Linked DNA regions of Mus musculus: region 2 is linked to region 1. A link is a loop called in an ENCODE intact Hi-C map of the cell type or tissue named here. Cell type or tissue: left cerebral cortex. All regions are shown on one strand.

The links. Peaks named below come from ENCODE experiments on the same cell type or tissue, not always from the same donor. Only the 100,000 strongest peaks of a DNase experiment are listed, where the experiment ranks them.
Region 2: a loop joins it to region 1, with 7 times the contacts of the local background. A loop is called at or near these places in 33 of 42 quality-filtered maps.

What each region holds. Positions count from the first base shown.
Region 1 is chr8:23,234,738-23,242,737 of GRCm38, forward strand. Gins4 (GINS complex subunit 4 (Sld5 homolog)) reads right to left here and starts at 2,931. Exons shown (of 8, transcript NM_024240.6): 1 at 2,733-2,931; 2 at 2,243-2,362; 3 at 17-103. The coding sequence starts at 2,338. It overlaps Golga7 (golgi autoantigen, golgin subfamily a, 7), which reads right to left. Exons shown (of 5, transcript NM_020585.2): 5 at 6,589-7,894. It overlaps Gm39141 (a long non-coding RNA gene), which reads left to right and starts at 3,043. Exons shown (of 3, transcript XR_870246.2): 1 at 3,043-3,131. In left cerebral cortex, CTCF peaks have their summits at 3,138 and 4,368 (motif pointing left); a DNase peak (open chromatin) is centred at 3,071; H3K4me3 peaks cover 857 bases; H3K27ac peaks cover 657 bases.
Region 2 is chr8:23,176,346-23,184,345 of GRCm38, forward strand. It overlaps Gpat4 (glycerol-3-phosphate acyltransferase 4), which reads right to left. Exons shown (of 13, transcript NM_018743.4): 4 at 6,318-6,618; 5 at 5,428-5,502; 6 at 4,515-4,604; 7 at 4,288-4,381; 8 at 3,756-3,871; 9 at 3,424-3,479; 10 at 3,070-3,155. Among named protein-coding and RNA genes, the nearest start is that of Gm30306, 11 kb to the left of the region's middle. In left cerebral cortex, a CTCF peak has its summit at 3,757 (motif pointing right); DNase peaks (open chromatin) are centred at 318, 2,944, 3,771 and 5,772.

The sequences.
Region 1 (8,000 bases):
GACAAGTTACTCTTACCATGTGCTCAAGCTGTTCCATGACGCATTCGACAATCTCAGCCTTGCTTTCCAGGAGCTCAGGGGCAAACTTTTCATTCATCCAGGCCTAAAAAGCAATACAGGAGAAATGAGTGATCCTCACAATGGAGCAAAGCACACTAGAGACAGCTCCCAGGCCCATGAAAGCTGCAGGTGTCTCACGTAGAAGGCTCTCTGCTGGACGAATACTCTGGGGACAGCTCATGATGTATGGCAGCCTTCCCATCTCTTCTCTTAGGAAGGGGCTTTTATTCAACCTAAGATTATTTGACTTACTTCTTTCATCACTATGGTAAGTTCTCAGTAATGCCACATGATACACGAGCCTTACCTGTCATCTAAGAGCATCAACTGGAACACCTTTCTACTTCCTTACCGATCCCGGCACCATCAAGTTTCTTCCTTCTTTCTCCTTTTCTGAGACAGCACACTGTGTAGTCTGGCCTGGAACTGGCTATGCAGAGCAGACTGGCCGCCCGCCACCCCTGACTTACACTTACTCTTTCTAAATACTTTCTTTTGTTGTTGCTACTGTATCTTTAGAAAAAGTGAGGGCGCTAATACAAAGTCACCAGGATGGGACCTGACTCGGTGACTGGCGTCCTTTTCAGAAAACAAAATGTTACCACAGACACAGCCAAGAGAGAAGAACAAGCGAAGACACCGGAGACAGCCACCACAGGCCAAGGAGAGACCAGCCAGCCAGGACACTGACCTCAGCCTCTTACACACAGTAAAACCCTGGGGAAGCCACTCATCTGTTTGATTATACAGTCCAACCAAACAAACACAATCACCGAAATGAGAAACTCTGCACTGTAAGAAAGACCCAATGAACCTTTTATTTTTTTAAAGTTTAGTCAAAGTACAATTACATCATCCCCTCTTCCTCTCCTCCCTCCAATGCCAACCATATCCCCCGACTCCATCTCAAAATTCATGGCCTCTTTTAAATTATTGTTACCTATATATACAAATAAATGCATAGATAGAACCTGCTGGATTCATGCGGTGTTGCTCGTCTGTCTGTTTTCAGGGATGGCCATTTGGCACTGGATAACCATTTAGGGACCTCATCCCGAGGAAGACTAATAATCTTCCTCTCTCAGCTGTCGTTATTCGTCTGCAGCTCACTTAGGGGTGGGGCCTTGTGAGGTTCCCCATCCGTGTTGGAATGCCATTGTCATTCATTGTTTGGGTCCTGTCTAAGCAGCAATATTCCTGAGCTCTCATGGGCACAGCCTCCCTGACATATAGAGAGGATAACCCTGCAGCAGATGTCCTGGTCCTCTGTCTCTTCCTGCTCTCTCTTCTTTGGCGTTCCCTGAGCCTTGGTTGTAGGGGCTATGTTGTAGAGGTATCCACTGGAGGTGGGTACCCATGGTCAACTGTCCTCTAAAGAACACTCAATAGTATACGCCATGAATGTCCCAGAACTTATAGGGCAACACAGTGCATGCTTTTACTGCCAGCACACAGAGGGCAGAGGCAGGTGAACTCTGAGAGTTCAAGACCGGCCAGTGATGCATAGTGAGGCCCTATCTCAAAAACAAACTTAAAACAAACAAACAAAAAGCAAAAACAAAACCTAAAAAACCCCAAGCATGTTCAGAATTCCTAAACTACCCGAGGTTCATGAGAAGATATTATTGAAGGAGGAGGAGGAGGAGGAGGAGGAGGAAAAGAAGGAGGAGGGGAAGAAGAAGAAGAAGAAGAAGAAGAAGGAGAAGGAGAAGGAGAAGGAGAAAGAAGGAGAAGGAGAAGAAGAAGAAGAAGACGACGACGACAACAACAACTATGCAAGAAATAATCACTGCTATTATGACCAAAAGGGATGGCAATTTCTTGTTAGAGCAGATATCTTCCAATGGGGGAGGAAACAGAGGAAGAGACTACTATAGAGAAATGGCATGCTTCTCTACAGATCACACACATCTTTACGTCCTCAAAATAGCACAGCAGAGCATTGCTTTGTGAAACATTCTACTACATGTGTCCAAAGCCTACTTTTACTAGCCATCCTTGAAGACTGACAAGATGAGACTCCTAAAGAAGGCCCTGCTTTCTGGCTTCCTATTTTTATGCAGATGTTACAAACACTGCTCTTTGGAAACAAATCTTCTGTTTCCTTATTTTCTGAGCCGTGGTACTGCACACCTGGAGTAAGTTAAGAGCTAAGAACACGGGACATATTTGGGGTGCTTACCTGCTCCAGCTTTTCAATGAGCTCTGCAGGAGTTAGGACCATCTCCTCACTACCCCCATCAGAGTCCTGTCCGTGGAGATCCAGAACCTCCGTCATCGTTTCTCAACCGGGAACCTACACCTGAAAAATAAACCAACACCCTGAAAAGCTTCTCCCACTTACTTGCAAGAAAAGGCATTTAGGGACAAGTTTATTGGGGCTGAAGGGGGTGCACTGGCCAGGGATGGCGAAATCAGAGACTGATTTTTCAGTGTTGGGTTTAGTCCCTTGGTCGGTTTCTCTCCTAATCTTTCCCGCTGCATGGGCCTGGACCTGGGCAGATACCACACTAAACCGCAATGCTCCTTGTCGTCGCCAGGAGCAGCGTTTTGCCTCAGTGGCCCAGGAGCCCATTCGGTTCAAATGAGAAAAGTGCATCGTGTCAAGTGCTCGGCACATCGCGTCCTCAGCTGCAACTGACCCGGGGTCGCTTGGACACTCCAGCGCTCACCTCGCAGTTGGCACTCAAAGCGGCTACACGGCTCAGGGATCCCTCTTCCCTTCTCTCCTAGCCGGCACGCTCGGGGGACACCACGGACTGAGGCTCCCCGAGCGGTGGGCGCCGGAGATCGCGCGGAAAGCCCGCGGCCCACAGACCCGACCAGCAGCGGTACAGCTCCCGCGCTCCTTTCCCCAAACACAGCGTCGACAGGAAAACGTCTCCGCGCTGCGGGAGCACTAACCAATCAGGCCCAGGGGAAAGCGGACACACGCCCCTTGGCCCCGCCTACCCCGGGGCGGGCTCTTGCCGAGCTATAGAACATACTTCCGGAAGGCGGGGAAGGAGGCCGGGAGTGAAGTGCCGGGTGGCACCGTCTCGGGACGGCCACGTGGGGGCGTTCGGCTCACAGTAAGGAAACCAGGCAGCGCCGTCTTGTGGCGAATCGGTACAGGGCCCAGTTCCTTCCTTCCTTTAACATTTACTGTGTGTGGGTTGGTTCCATTGCCAAACCTGTTCACAGATTCATATATGTGTGTTGAAACTACATTTAAGAGACTCACTCCATTGTCCTTCCTTTACATTTTTTTTTTGCGCAGAGTTGTTCTCTAATGTTATTTGAGTTGTTCTTTTTGGTGATGAAAGAATGCCTACTGACTTTCTAGGATTCTACCTTTTTAGTGAGTGTGAATGCAATATACGCATGTGGTACATGCTCAGGTCACGATCGCATAGCAAGTGCTGTTACCCACTGAGCCCCCTTAAGATTATTTTTATAGATATATTTCCTTATTTTCATGTATGTTAGTATGTGTGCTTGCACATGAGTGTGGTGCCAGCTGAGGACAGAAGAATGCACTGGATCCTGATGGAGCTCATAACATGTGGTTATGAGCTGTTCCACATGGGTACCGACAACCAAACTCCAGTCCTCTGGTTTAGAGCAAGTGCTCTAAACCAATGAGCTATCTATCTCTCCAGCCCCTAGCCCCTTATATTTTTTAAGTGCCAAACTTCCTAATTAGCTTCAGAGATGGAATCAGATTGCAAATTTTTATAGTTTTATATACCTATAAATTATGCATCCTGACATATTACTACTTGAAAGAGTAAGAAATAACAGAGGATTGAGCCGGGTGTGGTGGCACAGGCCTCTAAGCCCAGCACTTGGGAGGCAGAGGCAGGTGGATTTCTGAGTTTGAGGCCAGCCTGGTCTACAGAGTGAGTTCCAGGACAGCCAAGGCTACACAGAGAAACCCTATCTCGAAAAACAAAAACAAAACCACAACAACAACAAAAAGAAATAACAGGACTAATAGAAAGTTATGGAAATTTGAATTTGTGGTAGCCTAAAGATTCTTGGTATTATACCTATTTTTTAAATTAAAATGATTTGTATAGATGGGAGCGGGGGAATGTGGTGCAGTGGTACAGTACAATCTTAGCATTTAACCTGGGTCCAGTCCCCAGCAACTAAGTAAAACAAAATCTCTTTCTACAGTTTATCACTGACGTACAAAAAATTTTCATTATTTATTTTTATTTGATACAGGGCCTCATCATGTAACTCTGACGAACCTGGAACTTGTTATGTAGAGCAGATTAGCCTCAAACTCATAAAGATCCACCCACCTCTGCCTCCTGGTGGCGTAAACATTTTAATATTCATCTGCTAACAGGATGCTTATATTTTGTTCCACATATCATTAGATTGATATTTTATTATCAAATAAGCATGGAACAGATAAAATAAATTACATCTGTAGAGTAGCCCAGAGTGATAAGAAATTAGCTTAGTGAGGTTGGTTATGAAGTTGTATTTTCTGAGACAAGAACCAGAAACCAGAAGCCTTGGCTGTTTGGTGTATTACAGCAGATTCTGTAGGCAGCTGTCATTCTAGAAACTGCTCCATCACAAGCTTCCGGCGTGACCTACAGAGAGTCCTGTGACTGCTTGAACTCACCCTGGGTGTTTGTCTATGAGAGGGGCTTGTCTTTGACTTTTACAGAAAGCGAGTAATACAGCTTTACCCTCAACACTGGGCCCTTCTTTACTTTCACTCACTTGTAAGTCAGGAAAGTTACTTTCCACACCTCTCCTTTCCTTTCTTTCCCTCTCCTTCTTTGTCTTTAACATTTCTAGGGGCGACAATCACTGCGGACAAGGCAATTTACAGACACATGCAAGGTGGTTTGCTCTACAGCCTGCCTCCACAACCCCTGCTAATCTAACTATGTTGTCCTGGATGGCCTTGAACTCACAGAGATCCGCTGCTTCTACTGGAATTAGCCACCATACCCAACATACAAGTTGTTTCGTGGGAGCATTACCTAGACATTTTCAAACGTATAGAAAATAAAAAAAGCCACATATTACAAGTACAGGGAGCAGAGCGTAGCCCAGTACAGAGAGCCTGTCTGATACATCCAAGGCTCAGGTGTGATGCCTTGCACTAGTGGTGGCTTTCAGATACACTCCTTGAAACATCCATGCAAACAGGAACTGGAGTATGAGACTGGGTGAGCTGTACATGCTAATCTTTAACTGGAAAGCGGTTGCACGTTTGCAGTCTGAGTAAGTTCCTGGGCATTTGGTAGATGTCAGATTAGTAGTTACCGAGACATTTTGCATATGAATTTGGCTCATGTCTTTTTTTTTGTTGTTGTTTTTTTGTTTTTTTGGAGACAGGGTTTCTCTGTATAGCCCTGGCTGTCCTGGAGCTCACTTTGTAGCTTGAACTCAGAAATCCGCCTGCCTCTGCCTCCTGAGTGCTGGGATTAAAGGCGTGCCTATGAACTAGTCTGAAATGAGGTCAGAGAACACATGTGTGATCAAGAACCATATGCTAGCAGTCAGTGCGTCGTTTCTTAGGGCTCCTCTTTGCCTTTTCTTATGTATGTATGTATGTATGTATGTATGTATGTATGTATTTATTTTTTGGTTTTTCGAGACAGGGTTTCTCTGTAGCCCTGGCTGTCCTGGAACTCACTCTGTAGACCAGGCTGGCCTTGAACTCAGAAAGCCGCCTGCCTCTGCCTCCCAAGTGCTGGAATTAAAGGTGTGCACCACCACACCCGGCTTTGCCTTTTCTTAAAAAGAGAAAACCAACTGTAAGTGACAGTCCCCAAATGTCTCACTCTGTAGCAGTCTGCCCTTAAACTCAAGACCCGCCCTCCTATCCCAGGTGTGCCTAGCCACACCCAATTTCAGAAAATTCTTTAAAAAAACAAGGTGACTTATGAACCTGAAGATTTTATTATTTCTCCGTGCCAGGCCTCATACATGCTCAGCACTCTGCTGGAGTCACAGGTCAGAAGGTAACATCTTGGCAGGCCCAGGAAGCTCCACCTTGAGTGTCCAGAACCTCATCTTGGCCACATTCCAACTTGTGGGAGTTGGTTCTCTTCTTCCATCAAGTGGGTCTGGGGGAATGAACTGTGGGATGGGGCGTTGTGGCAAGTCTGTTTATCCACTGAGCCACCTCACCAGTCCCATTTTGTATTCTCGATAAATATCTACCTTATTTTTTAAAAGTCATCAGATGATCCAAGATACAGTAGTAATTCTGATAACTCTTTTCTAATGAAAACTATCTATTCATATTAAGTAAGGGTGGGTAAGATGCTACCAGGTAAAGTCTCCTGCCACCAAACTTGATTTGTGTTTGATCCCTGGTGTCCTCATGGTGGAAGGAAAGATATGATTCTGACCTCCATGTGCATGCATGGCATGTGCACACTCACACAGAGCACGCACATGCACGCACAGGCTAAATAAAAAAATTAAAAATGCTTAGATATGCTTTATCAGTTATTCCAATATTGTCATCCAAATAAGATGCCATAGCATTCCCTTTATCAAATCACATAGACTAAGACAAGAGAGGGTTTATTTAAGAAAAGTTTTACTAATGTGTTTATATCTTGGCGACATTATTGCAACAAGTTTAAAAGGCAGACAGACTAGAATAGGCTTTAAAGGAACAAATGAGCGTTATACAATTAAATTATTACACAGATCTAAGGGGTTTACTGAGTAACTACAAGGCCCAGAAAACAAATTAAATCTGAAAGATTAGATCCAGTATTAGCACCTACAGTATCTCCAAGTTCAACTGCTTCATTCATTCCTTATGTTTCCTAACTTCTCCCAAACACAGTGCTCTCAAATTCCTAAAAGAACATAAGAAATTCCGATACTAAGAGAGTATAGAGATAAAGAAGAGCTGAAAAAAATTAACTTTAACTTGAAGTTACACGGAAGCCAAAACTTACTTGAGTCAATCAAAAGATTTCTGTGCCCTGAATACTGTATGTGAGGCTATAAATCAGAGTTTAAAGTAGGTTACAAATTAGCAACATACTGTATTATTTCTACCAATTTTTTCTCCTAAGTTATACTTGTAACAAAACTAGAGTTAGGTGCTTAGGACACTTGCTTCTTCCACACCGGGCAGAGCTGGGGCAGGTGGAGCTGATGGCTGAGGGTCTGCTCATTGTGCTTACTTATCTGTGGAATGAACAAGCAACACACACAACATCTCCCCAACATCTCGAGGTAATGCACATTAACAGAACTGCTTTCAAAGAAACAACCGGAATTGCATAAATACTGCCTTAATAATAACTGCAACACTAAAACAAGTAACATATATTATTCTCTCAAGGAGCCTCTGAAATTGAACAGCAGAAACCAATCTGAAGATCTGAAGCACGTCAAGGCTGGTAGCTTGGGGACTCGGGCGGCGGGTCAGCCGGACCACAGGCACACACACCCTCAAAGCCTGCTACTAATCTGGGGGAGGGACTGAGCTAAGACATGACTTGTGGGATCATAAAGCCACCTAGGAAACTGACCCAAGGGACAAGGAGAACCAGTGACACTGGTATCTGGTAAGAAAACGACTCTGTCTTGGGCTGGCCAACTGCCTGTGTTTTAAATGGCTTTGAATTTATAAAGAGAATTGCTTCCTTTATTTTCTTGGAAACAAATCAAAAGATCACAGAGTCCTACACAACTGGGAGACAAAGTGGATGCTGAGTGACGAGCGGTCACTCCAGGTGTGGCACCGTGGCTCTGGCAGCAGAGACAAGAGAATAACGCTCTGGAGAGGAGGTAGGGACACTCTGCCATCGGCCAGTGGATAGACGAAGGTCCCAGCTGGAGGCAGGACCTGTAAGAAGGGAACAGCACACTTTAGAGAGGCCAAAAACCAAAACAAACCCGACCTACCCCAACCCTCTAAGACGTGTTACAAATGAGCTGTGCTGATACTGACT
Region 2 (8,000 bases), 58 kb before region 1:
ATATATTTACACTTTCAACAAAGTGAATCTGTTTGGGCAGAAAACTCTGCTAATTAAATCATCAGTATACATTTGCAAATGGGTCCATAGCCTTTAGTGTCCTCAGGTCTCAATGAGGGCAGGCACATGAGATACTTGGGTTTGTCAATGACTTTAATGAGGGAAAGGCTGTTTCTAATGTGTGCTGTGAGAAGTGTGACTGCAGCTATCAAAGCATTAAATTGCAGTAATCTCAGGGTAGGAACGCGTGGTAGGGGGAGGGATCTGAGAAGTGACAGGAAGAGCTGGATCCTGGGAAGGCTGCTGGCTCACAAGCATGGGCGGCTGCTCCCCAGTGTCTGACGAGACAGACAAGGAGGAGCAGTGACTGCAGAGCCACAGAGCAGAGGAGGAGGACTCCAAGCTCTCCACAGAGCAAGGCACACACTGCTTTCCCTGAAGCATACTGTCATGGAGATCACATGCTAGCAGATGGGGTTTAACTGTCCAGGCTTTTAGTCTTTCCTAAAAAAACTAGAAATAGAGACAACAATAGAAACTAAAACTTCATGTCTGAATGAATGCACCTTAAATACTACTAAGAGGAGCTGGAGAGATGACTCAGCAGTTAAAGAGCACTGGCTGTTCTTCCAGAGGTCCTGGGTTCAATTCCCAGCACCTATATGTCAGCTTACAGCCATCTGTACCTGGTTCCAGGGGTTACTTTCTTCTGGCTTCCTTGGGTACCAGGCACAAAGTTAAGAGCATTGGCTGCTCTTCCAGAGGTCACAGGTTCAATTCCTAGCACCCACATGGCAGCTCACAACTGTCTGTAACTCCAATTCCTGGGGATCAACACCCTCACACAGAAATACATACAAGCAAAACTCCAGTGCTCATAAAGTAAAAAATATATAAATAATTTAAAAGGTAGCAATAGTAATTTTTTGGTGCCAGTAAAAACAAGGAAGAATAAAAATTTAAAACAAACAAACACACAAAAAAAAAAAACAAAACAAAAATTTAAAACTAGTCTATGGCACATGATTGCAAAGACAGTACAGCCAGCCAAACATGGTCATCCTAGCGACCTGGAAAGCAGGGTGTTTACGAGCCTGAGACCAGCCTGTGTAACACATGGAGACCCTGTTTCAAAACTGCAAAACTGACTCTTTTGCTATAAATACATGAGTAGAAGTTGTGTTAGAACAAGAGATGACCCCCTCTATTGAGGACTGATTCTCTTTCCATGCCAGGCAGACACCACAGCAAAGAAAACCAAAACAAAGTTCAAAATATGGACATTCTCAAAATCATCGGATAGTGACTTAATCTTGGGAGAAATGAGGTAAGGGCCCTGGCACTGACCCAGGCACCTACGTTCAGACACCAGGAGAGCCTTCACAGACACTAGAGACTCTTTGCAGTCAGAAGACTGTCACAGAACAGAATGGGGTTACATCCATTCTACTCTGTGGAGTTGTAGCACTCTCGAAATTCCATGTTTTACACTGGATGAAAACCACAATCCATAGCAGAGGGCCTCCAGTATGACCTCGTGTCGCCCATGGCCACGATAAAATGACAAACCAGAATTGGCCTAGCAAATCTTTTAGCCACCCCCTGGTGATGCTACAGGGGCTGACACAGTGATGAAGAAAGGGCTGGCAGATCACTAAACACTGTTAGCAGAGTCCCTGGCCTTTGCCCACCCACCTGCACTGGGCTGGACTGCAGATGGCACTGGTGGAGTGGTGGCTGTTCTTGGTTACCAACTTGACAACACCTGCAGTTAACCAAAACTAAGGGGCTAGGTACTGCTGCTTGTGAGGAATTTTTTTTTTTCCTTGATTGAACCATTTGAAGTAGGAAGATCTACTTTTAATCTGGGCTATTCCTTCAGCTGGCAGCCTCTATAAAGGACTTGGAAGAAGGAAACTCGCTCCTTTTGCCTGCTTTCTGTCACTGTCACTGACGTTAGAACCTACTTCTTCATGATTCTGGCACATACTGAAGACATCAGCTAAGACACCAGCCTTGTGGACTGAACAATTACTGGATTCCTGGGCTTCTGCTGGGAGCAGCCATTGTTAGACTCGTTGGCCCACAGCCTGTGAGCTCCTCTGACGAACCTCACAAAGACTCATTCTATCAGTTCTGCTACTCTAGAGACCCTGCCTAACACAGGTGCCATGTAGTCTTCATCTCTACATTCACAGCAGATCCTGCTAAAGACTACTCTTTGGCACATCATGCAACACCTGTGGCTAGGCCACCCAGGCCTGTCCGTCGGTCAGTCCAGGCCTGTCCGTCAGTCAGTCCGCAGCCAGTGTTCAGTTACTAGCAGGCCTGGTATTCTGCTTTGTTGGTAGAGGGTGTTGCCTGACTACCCAGGAGTTATACTGGCAAGTGGAAAACCAACTGGGACACATTTCTACAACACTCTGCTGACAACAGACACCAAAAGGGCTGGGGCTACACTGAGTTGTTTGAAACTGATCATCTTGCTCTAAAAAGTCAGCTTAGGTAGGCTGACATTGCTGAAAACAGCCTATTTGGGGAGTAATACCATGAAGTCCAGATTCCTTCAGAAATAATACACATATGTACAAGGATATAAGGGGGGGGGTGAGGGGACTGAGAGATACAGGGAAGCTGATTGGCTGAAGCATCCCATGTCTCCAAGGAGTCTAAGCAGTTGGTTAGAAGGACACGTTTCTTCCTGGAGTGTGGACACTGAGTGGAAAGTGGGAGGAGTGTGACAAGGACCCACCCATCTCTCCTTACCCCCAGCTGACCATCCTGCACTGCTCCTGGCAGCCAGCTTGCCTGTGCCACCAGTGCCTAGAACTCCAGAAGTCTCTGAAGGACTCGGGGACACAGCCACAGAGCTTAATAAACGTCTGTGTGCTGAGCCTGGCAGCTGCTCTTCTGATCCGTCCCCCATCCCTATGCATCACCCCACCCTCCTCTTCACTGCTCTGCCACATGGCCTGGCAGTGCTGGCGGAGGGAGGGGCATAGCTGATTAGTTCACAGGTCCCACCTCCCTCCCGCCTGGGCACTGCAGCTGGCCTCTGAGGTCTGGTACCTTGATAGCCACAGGGTAAACAGTGGCTCCAATTTCAAAGCTTCCCTTCTTGAACATCATCACTGATGTGTTATTGATGCAGGTTCCTGAAACACAGGCAAGAAAAAACACGTCCTTTCTGCACTTTACCCAGTGTTTCTGTAGCATTAAAAATAGTCCTCAAACAGCATACAGCTGCCGTCACCCCAAACCATGAGTGCACACTTAAGGGAGGTCCACAGCATGCAGTTACTCATCCCTTGTCTCCTGCCTCAGGCCACCACCGCAGCGGCCGGAAAGCTCCGGGCATCACGTTTGTACGCTCTCCCACACAGAGGCACACCACTTCACCCGCCCCCGCCCAGGCCACTCTACCTTCTGGGAAGATGAGGATGGGCAGCTTGCTTTTATCCTGGACATGCTCAGTCAGCCTTTAGGATAAAGAAATAAGAGGAAGTGTCAAGGACGTTGTCAGTTGCAAATAGCAATAAGTCTTTTTGGCTTGCAGTCATTGTCTCTCAGTGATGGACCATTTGCCCCACCTGGCACCACCCAAAACAAACTCCCCCACAAAAATCACAGTTCCAAATTTGTTTATTGGGAATGATATCATGAAAACATAACATACTTGGTAAATCATTTATTATGAGAACTGTACAGGCTCAGTGTAAAGGAATAACAACTCCCAAAATACTTTCTGCCTTTACCTCTTAGCCACCAGGTGGCGATCTTTCACCTCAGAACGCTCAAACCAGACATGGGGGCAGGCTTTCACCATTGCTCTCTGAATCACACCCATAAGGCCCCCGTGAACCTGTCCCACCTAATATCAGACAGAGAGGAATAATCAGTAGTGAAGCTACACTCACACAAACATCCGCACTTGGGGAGGACCCTGATCCCATAAAACAAATACCCCAGTCTCTGTTCCACTCTTTAGACCCCTGGTTGTGAGTCCCCCACAAGCAGCAGCAGTACCAGAAGCTACCCCAGTTACCCACAGAAAGCTGAGCAACACTATGAAATAGACCTCTCCCTTCAGGGTCTCAAGACTCCCCCTCCCTTTCCTCATCAGCAGTCTAAGGACGCGACCCGCTCTCCAGCCATACTCTCAACCACTCAACAGCTTCTAGGGTGACTCTAAGCTGGAACCTGCATACAACTTAATCAAGGAAGTTTCATGTGGGGCGCCTAGAGATTGTCTAGTCCTGATCAGAAAACCAGACACAAGCTGTATACCATGGCGTAGTAGCCGTCGCTGGCCAAGATGATCACATCAATGGGGGATGTATGGTTAGCCACACAGATGCCACCATTTCTTGGTCTGTTTTTCCTGAGTATAAAATATATGAAAAGCAATAAAAAAACAACATGAATTAATGTGTTTGGAATATACCTCTCACTGCAAAAGCATCAGCAGCCAAATGTGACCGAGTCTCCGTCCAGTTAATTAAAAGTCCCCTCACCTGTTGTGGTACGTAATGATGGCCGTCAGGGCTCGCACACAGATACGGTAGCACATTAAGTGAACGTGTTTACTCAAAAACTCCTTAAATCTGAAACAACATGACAGCTGAGGAGTTCATGTGTTATAAACAGTGCACAGAGTACTTGTAGGATGTGAGCATTCATGGCAAAACTTGCAAATGTTATTATTTAGCATCTTTATAGCTACACACAAGCAGAGACAGGACGAAACTTGATGGCGTTCACCAGCTGATGGTTGAAAACTAAAGGCCTAGAATCCCCAGCACGGCCAGGGTTTTTCAGACTCCTGTCCCTCACTCACCACCCACCACCCATACCAGGTCCCCTCTCTTTACCAGCCCCAGCAGAATAGATGTCTATAGACCCATTATTCCCTAAGAGTTTCCTTAAGGGAGGTGGGTGGAAGGGAAACCTACTCTCACTCTAGGTCATCTGTCCACTTATGGAGCTAGCAGAACCCAGCAGTTAACATCTTAAAGACTGGGGTGCAGCAGCAAAAGAGAGCCTGCCAGCACACAGAGCCCTGGTTTTCATCTCCAGCAAAAAAAAAAAAAAAAAAAAAAAAAAAAAAACCAAAAAACAAAAAAACAAAAACAAAAAAAAACAAAACAAAACAAAAAACCCCACACTATAAAAACCTGTTAATACCTAAGCCTGGTGTCTTTTATGGTAACTGCCTTTCTTTTCTCAAAAATGGGAAGGCAGTGAGAGTTGAATTCCAAAAATTAGTACACACAGCTACTATATCATATTAATTAGAAAACAAAAGCCATCACTGCAGACCCACTGCACTCAGGGTTATTCTAAGGCCCTTAGACTCAGGCCTGAGGTGGGTTTAAAGCGGTGGCTGCCTCCATGACACGTGCCGGTGCCTGCACCCACCCCACTCACCTCCCATTTGGCAGGTATCCAACCATAGTAGTTCCCACTACCAAGAGGCCAATCCCCGTGAATGCCAGCGCAATCCTGTAAGACAGAACATATCAAACCCAACAGTTATCAGTGCATAGTGCAGATGAAGGCAGGAATCACGAAGAACATATGTAGGACCTGCCAAGGGCATCCCAGGCTGTGAGAGAATGGCAATTCCAAGCAGACAGTGAACAGTGTGTGTGGGGTGTGGGGTGTGTGGGGGCTGCACTGTCCCTTCAGAATTAGGCAGGTGCCACAGCCAACACGTGTCTGGTCTCCCTTAGGCTAAATACCCTGGCAAAAGTAAAAGCTCTCTGTGAAAGGGGGTGGAGTTGGAAGGTGCCAGCATCTGGCAAGACAGACTGAGCAGGGCTCAGAGAAGCAGAGATCAATGCTGCTTCTGTGCCAGGCAGGCAAGTTTCAGGAAAGGCTATGCCCAGGAAGGAGGGACGGGAAGCAGATCCTGTTCTCTGTCCAGCTCAGTCCCCCAGCTAGCAATGGTCTTTAAGAAATCCTACTCCGAGCTGGGGTGTAGTTCCTGGTGCACACCTTTTAATCTCAGGACTTAGGAGGCAGAGAGGCAGGCACATCTCTCTGATTCCAGGACAGCCAGGGCTACACAGTGAGACCCCGTCTCAAAAAATAAAGTAAAAGTAGAAGAAAAAGCAAAAGAAAAGAAAGGAAGCTATTTCAGTCTGACATGTAAAGAATGTAAGAGACGGTGCCCAGTGCGCCCTTCCAAGGGTGAAAGGGACTAGCCGTGGGGAGAAACACTACCCTCCTTTACAAACGGGAATCACGGCAGTGAGGCAGATAAGCCGTGCACAGAGGTAGGGCGCCGGCATCCGGCCTCCAAGGCCCAGCCTCACCTGAGTGGCAGGAGGAAGCAATACCGAATCAGCACTCCTAAGCCCCAGAGGATGGTAAGCCGCAGGCTTATGTATTGGAAGTTGTAATTGGTTCTGCTCAGCAAGTTCCAGGACTCCAGCTCCTCTGCCGAGAATCTCTTTGTCACTTCATCATCCATGATAGTCTCCATTCCTTTCCGGCAAAAGTAGAAGATGTCAGAGAGCTCGAACTCGGGTGTCTTATCCAGAGCTTTACTACTACCACTTCGACGAATTTCTTTGATTTCTTCTTCCAGAGAAGTGGGATCTTTTGCAATGATTCCTGAAAACAAATAAAACAAATGAAGAACAACAAAAAGAACCCAAAACCAAAAAACAAACAAAACAAACAAACAAAAAACCAACCCCAAACAATATCCATAGTCAGGTGGCAAGCTACAAGGGAACATGTCTATAGACTGTGCTCTGTGTTTGACAGGACAAAGGATACAGGTGCCATGGCTGAGACTTAATACACTCTCTCCAGAGTTTCATGAGCAGAAAGAGGTGGCCCCCACTTCAACAGTGCTGAGATGTGCTGAGGCTTTAAGCGGTTAGGTTCTACCATGTTTCAGTATCGAATCTTCCACTTAGCCTCACACTAGCAACACTATTTAAACTAAGTGCGTCACTTATACACACAAAAGGCATGAATGTGGGAAAGAGATTTATTGGAAAGAAGGATTTCAGCAGAAGAAAGGGAGATGAGACAGGGAAGTAGGGAGGAAAGGTCAAAATTCACTGTATATTAATGAAAGTATCAAGGAATAAAAGCCAACAGGTGTGGTAGCAAACGCCTGAATCCCAATACTCAGGAGGCATAAGCAATTAAATCTCTCTGAGTTTGAGGCCAGCCAGGGCTACAAAGGCAGACCCTGTTGTCAAGAAAACAACACTTGACAAGAGTGTAAGACTAGCCCATGGGATTAGGTCATGGGACCCATGTTCCCAAGTAGAGAAGCACTGTCCTTGCTCTGATTGGGTGGGTTCTGTGGGGTCATTTACTCCCACATCAGATTGGGATTTTGGTGGGCTTCTGTTTGCTTGCTTTGCTTGTTCTCTCGTTTGTTTGAGACAAGCTCTCAGTAGCAGTAGCTGGCATTGAGCTCACTACGCAGCTAAGGATGCCTTTGAATTCCTTGTCCTCTACTGCCATCTCCCATCTGTTGGGACCACAGGCATGTGCCACTGTGCCCAGCTCTTTAAATCGGGTTGTGTGTAAAAAACAAGCCAGACACCTTCCTATTGTCTTGGGGCACTCCTTGACACTGGAACCAACTTTCCCCTCCCTCCTGCCTTTTACACACTCCTACCAAGTGCTGTCATTTGCCAGACAGCAGTGTAGCCAAGGGGCCCTCACCAATGGGAGTCTACTTCTACCCAGGTTTTCTTCTCTCTTGTGTTTGTGAGAGGGGGAAAGTGAGAGGAGTGAGAGAGAGAGAGAGAGAGAGAGAGACTAAGTGTGTGTGCGCGCATGCAAGAGTCAGGGAGAGGTGCCTTTCCCTATCACTCTCCACCACAACACACCTTTCCTAGGGTCACACTGAACCTGAGGTCAGGTGACCGCTAGACTGGCTAGCCTTTAAGCTCTGGAGTTGCCTGTCTCCACCCATCAGCCCTGGGATTTTACAGGGGTATGGCACTGAACATAGGTTTTCACGGGTC